Linked DNA regions of Mus musculus: all the other regions are linked to region 2. The links are chromatin loops, found by intact Hi-C in ENCODE. Cell type or tissue: left cerebral cortex. All regions are shown on one strand.

What was found. A loop is a pair of places that touch in the nucleus more often than their neighbours do. Peaks named below come from ENCODE experiments on the same cell type or tissue, not always from the same donor. Only the 100,000 strongest peaks of a DNase experiment are listed, where the experiment ranks them.
Region 1: a loop joins it to region 2, with 11 times the contacts of the local background. A loop is called at or near these places in 3 of 42 quality-filtered maps.
Region 3: it touches region 2 in a loop (3-fold over the local background); 7 of 42 quality-filtered maps call a loop at or near these places.
Region 4: a loop joins it to region 2, with 2.4 times the contacts of the local background. A loop is called at or near these places in 7 of 42 quality-filtered maps.

Annotation. Positions count from the first base shown.
Region 1 is chr11:21,237,818-21,240,317 of GRCm38, forward strand. It overlaps Vps54 (VPS54 GARP complex subunit), which reads left to right and starts at 1,215. Exons shown (of 23, transcript NM_139061.5): 1 at 1,215-1,554. In left cerebral cortex, no CTCF peak of the experiment used is centred here; DNase peaks (open chromatin) are centred at 1,351 and 1,490; H3K4me3 peaks cover 2,144 bases; H3K27ac peaks cover 1,815 bases.
Region 2 is chr11:21,369,281-21,371,780 of GRCm38, forward strand. It overlaps Ugp2 (UDP-glucose pyrophosphorylase 2), which reads right to left and starts at 1,349. Exons shown (of 10, transcript NM_139297.6): 1 at 907-1,349. The coding sequence starts at 925. In left cerebral cortex, CTCF peaks have their summits at 1,308 and 2,360; DNase peaks (open chromatin) are centred at 14, 673, 1,290, 1,732 and 1 more place; H3K4me3 peaks cover 2,500 bases; H3K27ac peaks cover 2,500 bases.
Region 3 is chr11:21,570,502-21,573,001 of GRCm38, forward strand. It overlaps Mdh1 (malate dehydrogenase 1, NAD (soluble)), which reads right to left and starts at 1,433. Exons shown (of 9, transcript NM_008618.3): 1 at 1,229-1,433. The coding sequence starts at 1,231. It overlaps Wdpcp (WD repeat containing planar cell polarity effector), which reads left to right and starts at 1,780. Exons shown (of 18, transcript NM_145425.3): 1 at 1,780-1,869. In left cerebral cortex, a CTCF peak has its summit at 1,396; DNase peaks (open chromatin) are centred at 627 and 1,501; H3K4me3 peaks cover 2,500 bases; H3K27ac peaks cover 1,784 bases.
Region 4 is chr11:21,565,958-21,568,457 of GRCm38, forward strand. It overlaps Mdh1 (malate dehydrogenase 1, NAD (soluble)), which reads right to left. Exons shown (of 9, transcript NM_008618.3): 2 at 663-761. Among named protein-coding and RNA genes, the nearest start is that of Mdh1, 4.7 kb to the right of the region's middle. In left cerebral cortex, a CTCF peak has its summit at 1,403 (motif pointing right); DNase peaks (open chromatin) are centred at 1,553 and 2,119; H3K4me3 peaks cover 274 bases; H3K27ac peaks cover 673 bases.

The DNA.
Region 1 (2,500 bases), 130 kb before region 2:
CTCAGAAATCTGCCTGCCTCTGCCTCCCAAGTGCTAGGATTAAAGGCATGCGCCACCACTGCCTGACCAACCATACCTTTTTGGTGAGTAAATTAACAAAAGCTGTTAGCAATTTTCAATGACTTACTAAGACCAAGACTTGCATCAGTTTCTTTTTCCAGTTAACTACTGAGTTACATTTTCACTTTTGCTTTGTAAAACAGACTTTTGAAATGCATGAAACTTATTTGTAGGCTAAACAGTTCCAAAATGGAATAAAATCTTCATAAAGTTAAGAAAGACCCTCAAGTAATTAAGACTTTTTTTCTTATTTTTCCAGACCTTGGTGGCTCTGAGTCTCAAGACTCCTGAATCAACCAAAGGTGATTGGAGACTTATAAACATATTGTAGTCTAAGACACCCTATCTTGCAGATGGTAATTTTACTAGTAAGATCACAATTCTCTCTGAACTCAGCCTAATTGGAAATGCTGTTAGGAATCACAAATAGATTTTAATAATAAGCACACACACCCAAGTTTTTCAGATTTTTAAAGGGCAGGGACAACTGACTTATGCGCCTGAGAAATGTGACAGGTGATTGGAAGCCAGGAACTGGGGGGACAGGGTAGCCTCAAAAGGCCTTAAGTGCTGGAGGCCAGTGGGGTATCTGGAGTTGACCTTTCACCTTTGAAAGGCATTAATTTTGGAGACGGAGCCATGTTTGTTTACTATGAGGGGCTGAGGGAGTCAGGGCAGGCGGAAGCTAGGGCTTTAGTGGGTGTAAGCGGCCGGGAGTCAGTTGGTCTGGGGGGCGAGGGGTCCGCTCCCGCCCGCTCGCCAGGGAAGGCGGAAGGCAACGCTCGGCTTCTTTGGACAACCTGGGCGGGGGGGGGGAACCGTGCGAGCTGGAGCGCAGATCCGAGACGACTCCTGCCTTTACGAGGACGACAGGGGGAGGCACGGGGCAGCCACGCGGGGTCGTCCCCGCTCTGGGGTCGCTAGCTCTGCGGCGGCCGCGCCAGGCCCTGTCGGAGCTGCGCGGCGACTCCCGGTCTGGCCGCGGCCCTCCCGCCCCGGCGACGCCGCGGTGGATTGTGGGCTGGGGGCTGCGGCGGCCTGGCGGCGGCGGCGGCCTGCTGCACGCTCTCCGCGGACCCAGCCGCGCCGGGCCGGTGGCGTGAGGCGGGCGGCGGCGTGGGGAGCTGAGGCGCCGGGGGCGGTGGTCGCGGCGCGGCGGCGGCTCCCCTGGAGGCCGGGGATGTGGGAGAGGCGGCGGCAGCAGCGGCGGAGGCGGCGCTGCGGACCCGGGGGAGACTGCTGGCTGACAGGACACCCGGGCGAGACGTGAGGGGCCCGCCGCGGCCGCTCTGCCCCCGAGCGGCGCTGGGCTCGAGAGGGCGGCCCTGTGCTCCCGGGCCCGCCGGCCAGCAGGCGCGGGGCGGAGGCGGGAACCGGGCTCGGACCCGGCGCGCAGGGCGGCGGCGGCCGCGGAGCAGCAGTCTCGGCGCGACGTGGAGGGATGGAGGCGGCGGTGCACTAGGCCTCGTCTGGGGCTGCCGCCCGGGACCGCAGGTAGGTGCCGGGCCCGCGCTTCGCGGCCACCCTCCCCCGACCCGGTGACCGGCGGGGCGGCGGGACCCCACCCCCTCCGTCTCCTCGGGGCTTGGAGCTGACAGAGTTTCGGAGCCGGTGACCGAGCCGAAGCTTCATCCTCCCCGCCACCACCACTTCCTTCTCGGCACTCCCAGGATCCGGGCCGGCAGCTGTGCCCCAGCCCCGGCCGGCGTCCGCAGGTGCCGCCCCAGTCCCCTCGCCCCTCTCCGGAATCCGGGACCAGCAACTTCCATCAGTCCTTGTAGACGCGGAGCCCAAACTTTCCCTGTCTCCTTTCAGCCAGGCCTGAACCCCTCTTGGAGCCTTCTAGAATAAAAACACCGCCCCCCCACCCCCCCGCCCGAGAATACTAAACCAAAGAAGAACTCGGCATTGTGCAGTTTTGCATTGTAGTTTAAATTATTTTATTTCTTTCAGTTTTGCTAACTGCTGTCTGCAGGGATACAAAGACAGGCCTTCCCTGTTCCCTGTGGGTTGTCTGGGAACTTTTGCCTGACCATTATAATTAGCTACTTGGCCTGTCCGTGTATGGCTTAGGGTGACTTTTTTTTTTTTTTTTTTAAAGAATTTTGGCCTATTAGAGTTACAAAGTGTTTCTTAAAATACCTTTTTAACCAAGTTTGGTTTTTGGTCCTTATAGAGACGTCTTTTACTTTCGAAGAATTAAATTGGGCTACTTCTGTTTTCTAATTGATTTAATTTCGGGTTCTCAAACTCAGGTCAGTCTTAATACATGTTCAGCGGGCAGGGGATATTATGATACGCTGTTTGTGGTATATGGAGAAGAAGGTGATAACTTATGCTGCAGGTCTTGATGGGCATTGAGTTTTATAAATGGGAGCTCTAATTGGAAAACTATTTGACTCCCTAGCAGTTTGGCTGGAACAGATGTAATGATAGGATA
Region 2 (2,500 bases):
GTAAAGTGGGGCATAAGCCTGTATGGCATTTTCATTTCCAGGGTCAAATGATGGACATCCCTAGCATAACTTTAAAAGGAAAGGGGAAAGGTGCATGGACAGTCACTGAGGATCACGTGAAGCGGTTGCAAACTTTACTGCATGTATTAAGCAAGATGGCTGAAGCTTTCACACACTGGGGTCTGGAAGGAAAGGCTTCTTATAGGCAAACTCTATACAGTTTTGTGACAGAAGTTTAAGGCAGCACCCAATTGCAATACTACAGCTTGGTTGAGGGGTATTTGCTAAATGCATTATTTACACATATACAGATTTGAATGGTAATTTTCAAATTTAAAGAAAGCATAATCTTTCTATATTAAAAAAGAAAAAGCTAAGAGCACTGCAGCAAAGTCATTTCTCTGACTGGTATGACCTCCAGTGTCTACAAACTACTGATTTCGCAATAAATTACTCTGAGACTCAATCCACGTACACACAGAAAAGAAGTGGAGAGCTTCCTACTAGTCTTGACAAACGCATCTGCCTGTCCCTAGCCCTCTGGGTTTCCTTGTCCCACAAAGATAACTAACTTATCATCGAGTGCAAGAAGGGAACAAGAATTAATCAGCAGTCAAAAATCCTGTTTTGATTTTTACAATTACTATCCACGATGTCAGAATACTATTAAAACTGATTTTAGAAGGTAGAAATAACCCCTGCAGGGCGCAGAGGCATACAAACACGTATATGAAATGCCAACCCAATAAGTGGCGCAAAGCAGCTTAAATACCAATTTAACCAAAAAGGTCTGGCAAACGGTATCACAAATGAACACTTCCAGTTACAAACTACCCACTTACTTAGAGACTACCAATATTCAAAATCGGACGAAGCAGCCAAGAGACAGAAAGCAAAATGTCTTACCTTGTACAAATCTCGACATTTTAGGATCTTATTAAAATAATCTGGCTTATAATTTTCAATTTCTAGAATCTACGTTGTAAGGAAGGTCTCTCTCCCTTCCCTGCAACCGAAGTGTTCTTTCTCCTCCGATGTTTAACTACTTAAAGAAGAATTCGGGGGGAAAAAAAATCAAAACTAGTCTTTAAAAAGAAAAATCCTGAAGACGGAAAACTTGGTGGGACCGACTCAGCTTGGGAGGGAACTCCAGGCTACTCAGCGATCCCGACACCAACAGGGGACGACTGGAGACTCCGGAAAAGGTAAAACCAGACGAACTTAAATTTCATCAATGGAGAGGCGGACCTAGAGCCGCTTCACCGCCCTCCGGTCTCCACGCCCTCTAGGGCAGGACTGCCGCAGGCCCCCGGCCGCACCCCGAGGCCCCTCGCCGGCGGCCGTCCAGCGGCGAGCTGCTGGCGCCCCGTGTAGATCGGGAGGCGGGGAGGCCGGCGAAGGGGCAACGCAACCTTTTCTCCAGCCCATAAATAGCCGGGACTCGGAGATGCTGCGAATTCCGCACTCGGGCAGACAGCTGCCCGCGGCCTCCACTGGCCGCCCTCCCCTACGCAGCCGCTCCACACCAGGGCCCGGCTCGCCCCCTCCCTGCCCCCCGGGCCTGGCCGCCCAGACCCCCCGGGAGGCCTGGCCCTCCCTGACACGCCCTCGCCCGCCCGCCCGCCCGCCCCCTACTCTTCCACGCCCCACTGTCGGCCCCCGGCCACGCCTTTCGGAGCAGGACCCCACAAGGAGGTCGCTCGGAGCCCGGCCCGCCCCTTAAGCGACACCCACCTTCCTATTCCCTCGAGGGCTGAGAAGTTGGGGGCCTGGAATCAGGTCTCGCACGCTGCACGAGCGTGGCCGAGGCGACCTCCCCTCCGCTCCCGTCACACGCAAACACCTGGAGCCTGGCGCCAGCGTGCGCAGCCCCTGACCCTCCAGCCCGCCGCCTCCGGACACCGGAGCCCCCACTTTCGCCACACACCTCCCCTCCCCCTCCTTCCCCCCTCCCAATGCGGAAATGTCCCTACTGCTCAGAGCGACAGGCACAGCCGCCAGTCCGGAGCCGAAGTTTGCCTAAGGACCTGGCCAATGAGACACGCGGAGGTGGCAGGGGGCGGGGCGTTCGAGGCCCGAGGGAGGCGGGCGCAGAAGCGAAGGCGGGAATCCCACGCGTGGGAGCTGCACAGGCAGCAGCACGGTGCCAAGCACGTCTGTCTCTGCTTGCTGTTTGCAGATGCCACGAGCGTGTGAGAAAACCGAAGCGTGTGCTTGTGTTTGCACTCCACCAGAATTTGCCCGTTGAGGAAACCTTGAACTCCCCTTCCTCAGGGACACCAGGCTCTTCTCAAGAGGACCCAAAGGCTCTGCCACCAATTAGGGTTTGAGGAGGGTTAAGGCAACCTTTTCAGAATCAAGTAAAGGGATGGGATGTGTGTGGCTCACCAACAGGAGGAGGGCCTGGGGGCGTCGAAGGGAATGCCAAATAAAGGCTCTCCAGAAAGAGCCATCACTATTCGCCTTGCCTCGAATCCCACTCCTGGGCACGTTTGTGCTG
Region 3 (2,500 bases), 200 kb after region 2:
ATGTTACATGCTGATTCTGTGGACTTATTTCCTAAAGGGGATTATGAAGTGATTTGCCAAACACATAATACAATCCTGGTAAATGGGAAGAACAAGAGACCCTAGGTGCAAGCCTTATGACCTTGAGCAACTCGCATTCTGAGTCTCAACAAATTAAATTTTAGTATTTAAAGTGGGGTTTTGGATAAGATGATTGTAAAAAGGTTTTCATATAGGCCTAACAGCCTAAAGTCTGAAGTTCTTGGATAACTAGTGCCACTTTATTACTAAAATTATTAAGACAGAGACTGCTTAAGCCATAATTTAAATAACTACTTATGTGTCAAAATAACTAGGCAACAATGACTGGAAATTAGTAATTATTCCCTTAGGGTTTCTTATAGAGATTGAGGGAGTTTTTGTCCTTGTTTGAAAACATGTCTCCTTGGGTTCTGTGAAATTTCCAATTCATCCAAAAATTTTCAATTCATCTCACATTTCCCATCTTGATATTAAAGGACAACACGTATTTTTAAAATGTAAATTTCAAAGTACTTAGCAATTTCCAGTCTGGTGGCAAATGTCACCTTCAAACAGCATGAAGATTAGTCCTACGTCAGAGCTCTCTTTCACGTCACCCCCCTCCGCCCGCTGAGGACAAGATAGATCTAGAGCTTCAACAAGATGGTTACGTTACATCTGCAAGGAGGCCTTCAGAATTTATGACAGAGTAGTAAAGAATATCGGCACTGTTTGACTAGCGATGCTAGTCCTGTCATTACAAACGGAGATCAAGAATAGGTTTTCAGTAACATTTGTTTTCTTTTAAATCAAATATGGTGGAAACATGTCTCCTGAAAACTGGGATCATAACCTGGAGCACTACCGGTAAATCAACATCAGAGGCCTATTCTTTCCAAGAGCTTAAGAGGCAAAATAGTGTTAGGACCTAATTCTTCCCCTCCCATAATTCTCATCCCCCACAACAAATCCTTTAAGGTCCTTCGGAGAAAATTTTGTCCCTCCTGCGCAAGGACTGAGACCCGACTTTCCAAGGACAGTGATTTCTCTAGAGTCCTTGCGAACCCCTTTCCAGTATCTGGGTTACTGCGACAGTCGTGAGAATGAGTCAGATTTTGCAAACCGCGCGGAGGACAGCTCCCGGCATTACTGCTTTTTAAAAGCGCATCAAGCGCAGGAGGAGGCCGAGAGGCCGGAGCTGCTGCAGGTTCCAGGAGCCCACACTCACCATTATTGCAAACTGCAAGGCCGATCTCTGCACCTGCAAAAGGCAGTCTCCAGCAGTCAGGTCACCTCTACAGCGGAACAGACTCTGGGAGAGAACGCGGGGCTGGCCCGCAAAGGTTCGGCTGGAGACACGGCCCTTTCTGGGAAGTGTAGTTCTTCCGGCGACCTCTGGCGCCCACCTTCGTGCATTCCTGACAGTGCTAAACTACAATTCCCCCAAACCCCTTCTTCCTACGCGCCTCGCTGCAAAGTAGTCCCGGGGCTGAGCCTCGGTGATTGGAGCGCGTCTGTGAGCAGAGGGTTGGTGCTTTGAGTGAGGCGCCTGCCTGATGGCGCTCAGCAATTGGCAGGAGAGGAGGCGTTAACTCGAGGGAGGAGAAACGACCCCTGAGCGACAGCACACGTCGCTCCACCGAGAATCTATCCTCCCCCAAGACTAAACAAGGGCGGCTAAGAGACCTTCCGTTGCTTAAAGCCCGCTCGACCCGGAAACAAAACCTTTTAAAAACTCTCTCAGAGGCGGGAGGAATTGACGCTTGCGGAAGAACGGGCAGCTTCACCGTTGCTAGGCGACGAGGCAGCCTCACCTGAGCGCTCTCCAGACCAAGAGCTTGTGGAGCTGTGTTCTCACGTCCCAGGCTGGTGAGCTCGGCCCCGAGGGTTTTTATCTGGGGGTCAGAACAGGGTGCGGCACTGATGCGCGTATCCTGAATCCGAAGCCGGTGGTTGTGGGCGACCTCCGGAGTCCCCTGTTAGTGTCAGGAGCGTGTGGATGCCACAGTTTTCAGGAGGGACGAAGAGTGTCTTGCAGTTTGAGTCAGTGTAACTTTTCCAAAGTAAAGTCAGAAAGTTTTGTTTGTGGAGTGAGCCCCTTCCTTGTGTTTACTTGTGGTGTACCGATCTAATTTTCTTTGCCGACTGTGAATATTGACACTTTTTGCTCATTCTCTTTTTGGAAACCTGTTACTTCCAGGGGAAGTTGGGAGACACTGATTGTTTCAGGCGAAATGTTAGCAGCTAAAACATCTCAAGAGGCTTTCATTTAAAATGAAAGTTGTTAAGGGAAATCTGTATTCTCCGTTTGTTGTACGGATATTCGAAAACATGTGCCTTGGAACAGACCAATGAATATGCTCTTGGTCTAACGTCAGAATTTTCTGTCACTATTAAATGGATGGTGGATGGCTTCAGTTTTGTTTTTGGAAGATTTAGTATTTGGAGAGAGAAATATGATGCCTTAGTCAGGGCTTCTATTTCTGCGATGAAACACCAT
Region 4 (2,500 bases), 200 kb after region 2:
GTGAAGGTCGGGGTGGTTACTGCATTCTCTCTCACACAAAGTCCCACCCTATTTTTGTTTGTATATATTTAGTTCCCACTAATTAGTCATAATTATGGAAGAGAGATGCCATAGCTTGCTTAGTAGCTGCAGGTATGATTTCTCTTTATAAATAGCTAACAATAGATGACTACGATATCTGACATGAAGAGAAAGTTCAATTATCTGTAGGTCGAGAGAAAAAAATTAACAAAGACTTTAGAAAAGGATTTTAGCATACATATTTTAGCATTGTTAGAATTACGGGTGCCTGTTTCCTGTGGTGTAGATTTCACATCTGATTATTTGGGCTCAAAACACCAAGATTAGAAACAAAGGACAGATTCTACAACCTTTTCAAAGGCCCCTCCCCAAGAGTTACTCTCATTAGTGAGTGACACACTGATTGTTGCCTGCTAGCCAGTCACACAAAGCTACAGAAATGCACCAGGTGGAAGACCTGATTGCAGGTGGTTTTCAGTGCCCACAGGGTGGCCTATAAACATCTTCCTAGCCTCTACTTACAGCAAAGGACTCATTGCATTTATGGGGCTGCCTATTCCTCCACTATTTGCAACTAAATACAGAACCTTATTAAGAACATTTTACTACTATAGTGCCAAGGTTTATAGACGTGCCCCTACCTGGTCTTTCCCAAAGACAGATCCATTTCCAATACTGTACAACAGTGAATATGCAATTTGACCAGCTGCTCCAGTCACAAGGACTCTGATTGGTTCAGACTGTAATGAAAAAGACCCACAGTTTATTAACATGTTACCTTAATAAGGCAATGCATGCATTAAAAGTGAACATGACATCGTAAAGTCCCTTCTTGACTTGCTTAGAAAAAGAACAGGGTTGGTTTTAGTAAAGACAGCATGTACAAATGAACTAAGCAACTTATGAAGTGTGTCCTTTGGTGGCATGCTTATGAAGCGATCTTTAACTCTTACTAAATGGGAGCATAGCTAAAAAATGCAGAACTGGATTTATGTATGTAACCGTGTCCATCTTTGGGAGACATTTTGCCACAATGTCGTATCTGTTTTACGTGATATAAACCCTGGCAGGTTCAGGTTGGAAGAGTCTCACAGAACCCTATCATGCAAATCCCTGAGTCCCCACCTCACTGGAGTCCGGCACACCAGGAAGAGAAGTAGCAGTGACTAACAATTTCCTCTCACTGTGAGCCAAAAAGGTGGACTAAAACAATCCTGCTTTGACTTAACTGTGCAAGAGCAAAACAACCCTGTACATAAACTCAGAGATTTACCAGTCTCTGCCCGCTGAGTGCTGACATTAAAGGTGTGCACTGTTATCCCCAGTGTTACGCCTTTATTTTTAAAAAAGATTAATTTATTCATTTTATGTATTTGAGTACATTGTCACTGTCTTCAGACACACCAGAAGAGGGCATCGGATCCCATTATAGATGGCCATGAACCACCATGTGGTTACTAGAAATTCAACTCAGGACCTCTGGAAGAGCAGTCAGTGCTCTTAACCACTGAGTCAGCCTTAAGACTTTATTTTTAAAATTGAATTTATTTAAAGTGTATGGTGTGTGGCATGTGACACAGCTTGTCACAACTTGTGGGAGTTGTTTTTTCCTTCCATAATGTGGGTCTTGGGGATTGAATTCAGGTTGTTAGACTTGGCAGCAAGCTCCTTTTACCCACTGAGCCACATCGTTGGTCTAAGCCTTTAGGTTTTTTTGTCAAGGAGGAAAAAGGTGAGAAAATTACTAATATTTGTAATATAATAAATTTTAGTATTGAATACTGTACTAAATCACAATGGCAATACCTGACAGTCTGATTCCAAGAGAAAACTAACTTTTTAAAAAGGAAGAGGAACTATAAGGGGAAAATGCAATAGTTATATAACAGGAAGAAGCAGCTGTACAGGCTAAGAGACTAAATTAAATAAGACACAGACTAAAATAACAACTGTATTCAAAATGAGCGCTGAGTAATGGAAAAAAAATTTAAATTAAGCCTAGAGAATTAAAAAAAAAAAAAGAACCAAAATAAATTGTTCTCTTCCTTGAGAGTGCTGAGTACTGGTAGGACTCTGGGCTACCCCAGTCCCTCTCTGCATGAAGAAATGGCCCACTAAATGGACTGATGTAGAAACATTTAATCTCTTTTTATTTAGAACTGTCTCTCCTAGTGACTCATCCGGCTGAGATGGAAAGACGAACAGCCTGAAACTGACAAAAGTCAGGAACGTGGTTCCCAGAGGTCAAAACAGAAAATTCACTGAGTATTGCCATAAAATCTGATGATAGGAGATTTTACTTGGATTTCTTCCTCAAAAACATACCCAGGATAGGAGTAGAAAAATATAACCAAAAGATAAAACCTCAGAAATCTATGGAGAAAAATTCTCTTTGATACCTAGATTTCTTTCCTACTTTTTCCTTATCACTAGATACATTAAATTTAATACCTAAATAAGCCAACTTTAATAAAATATG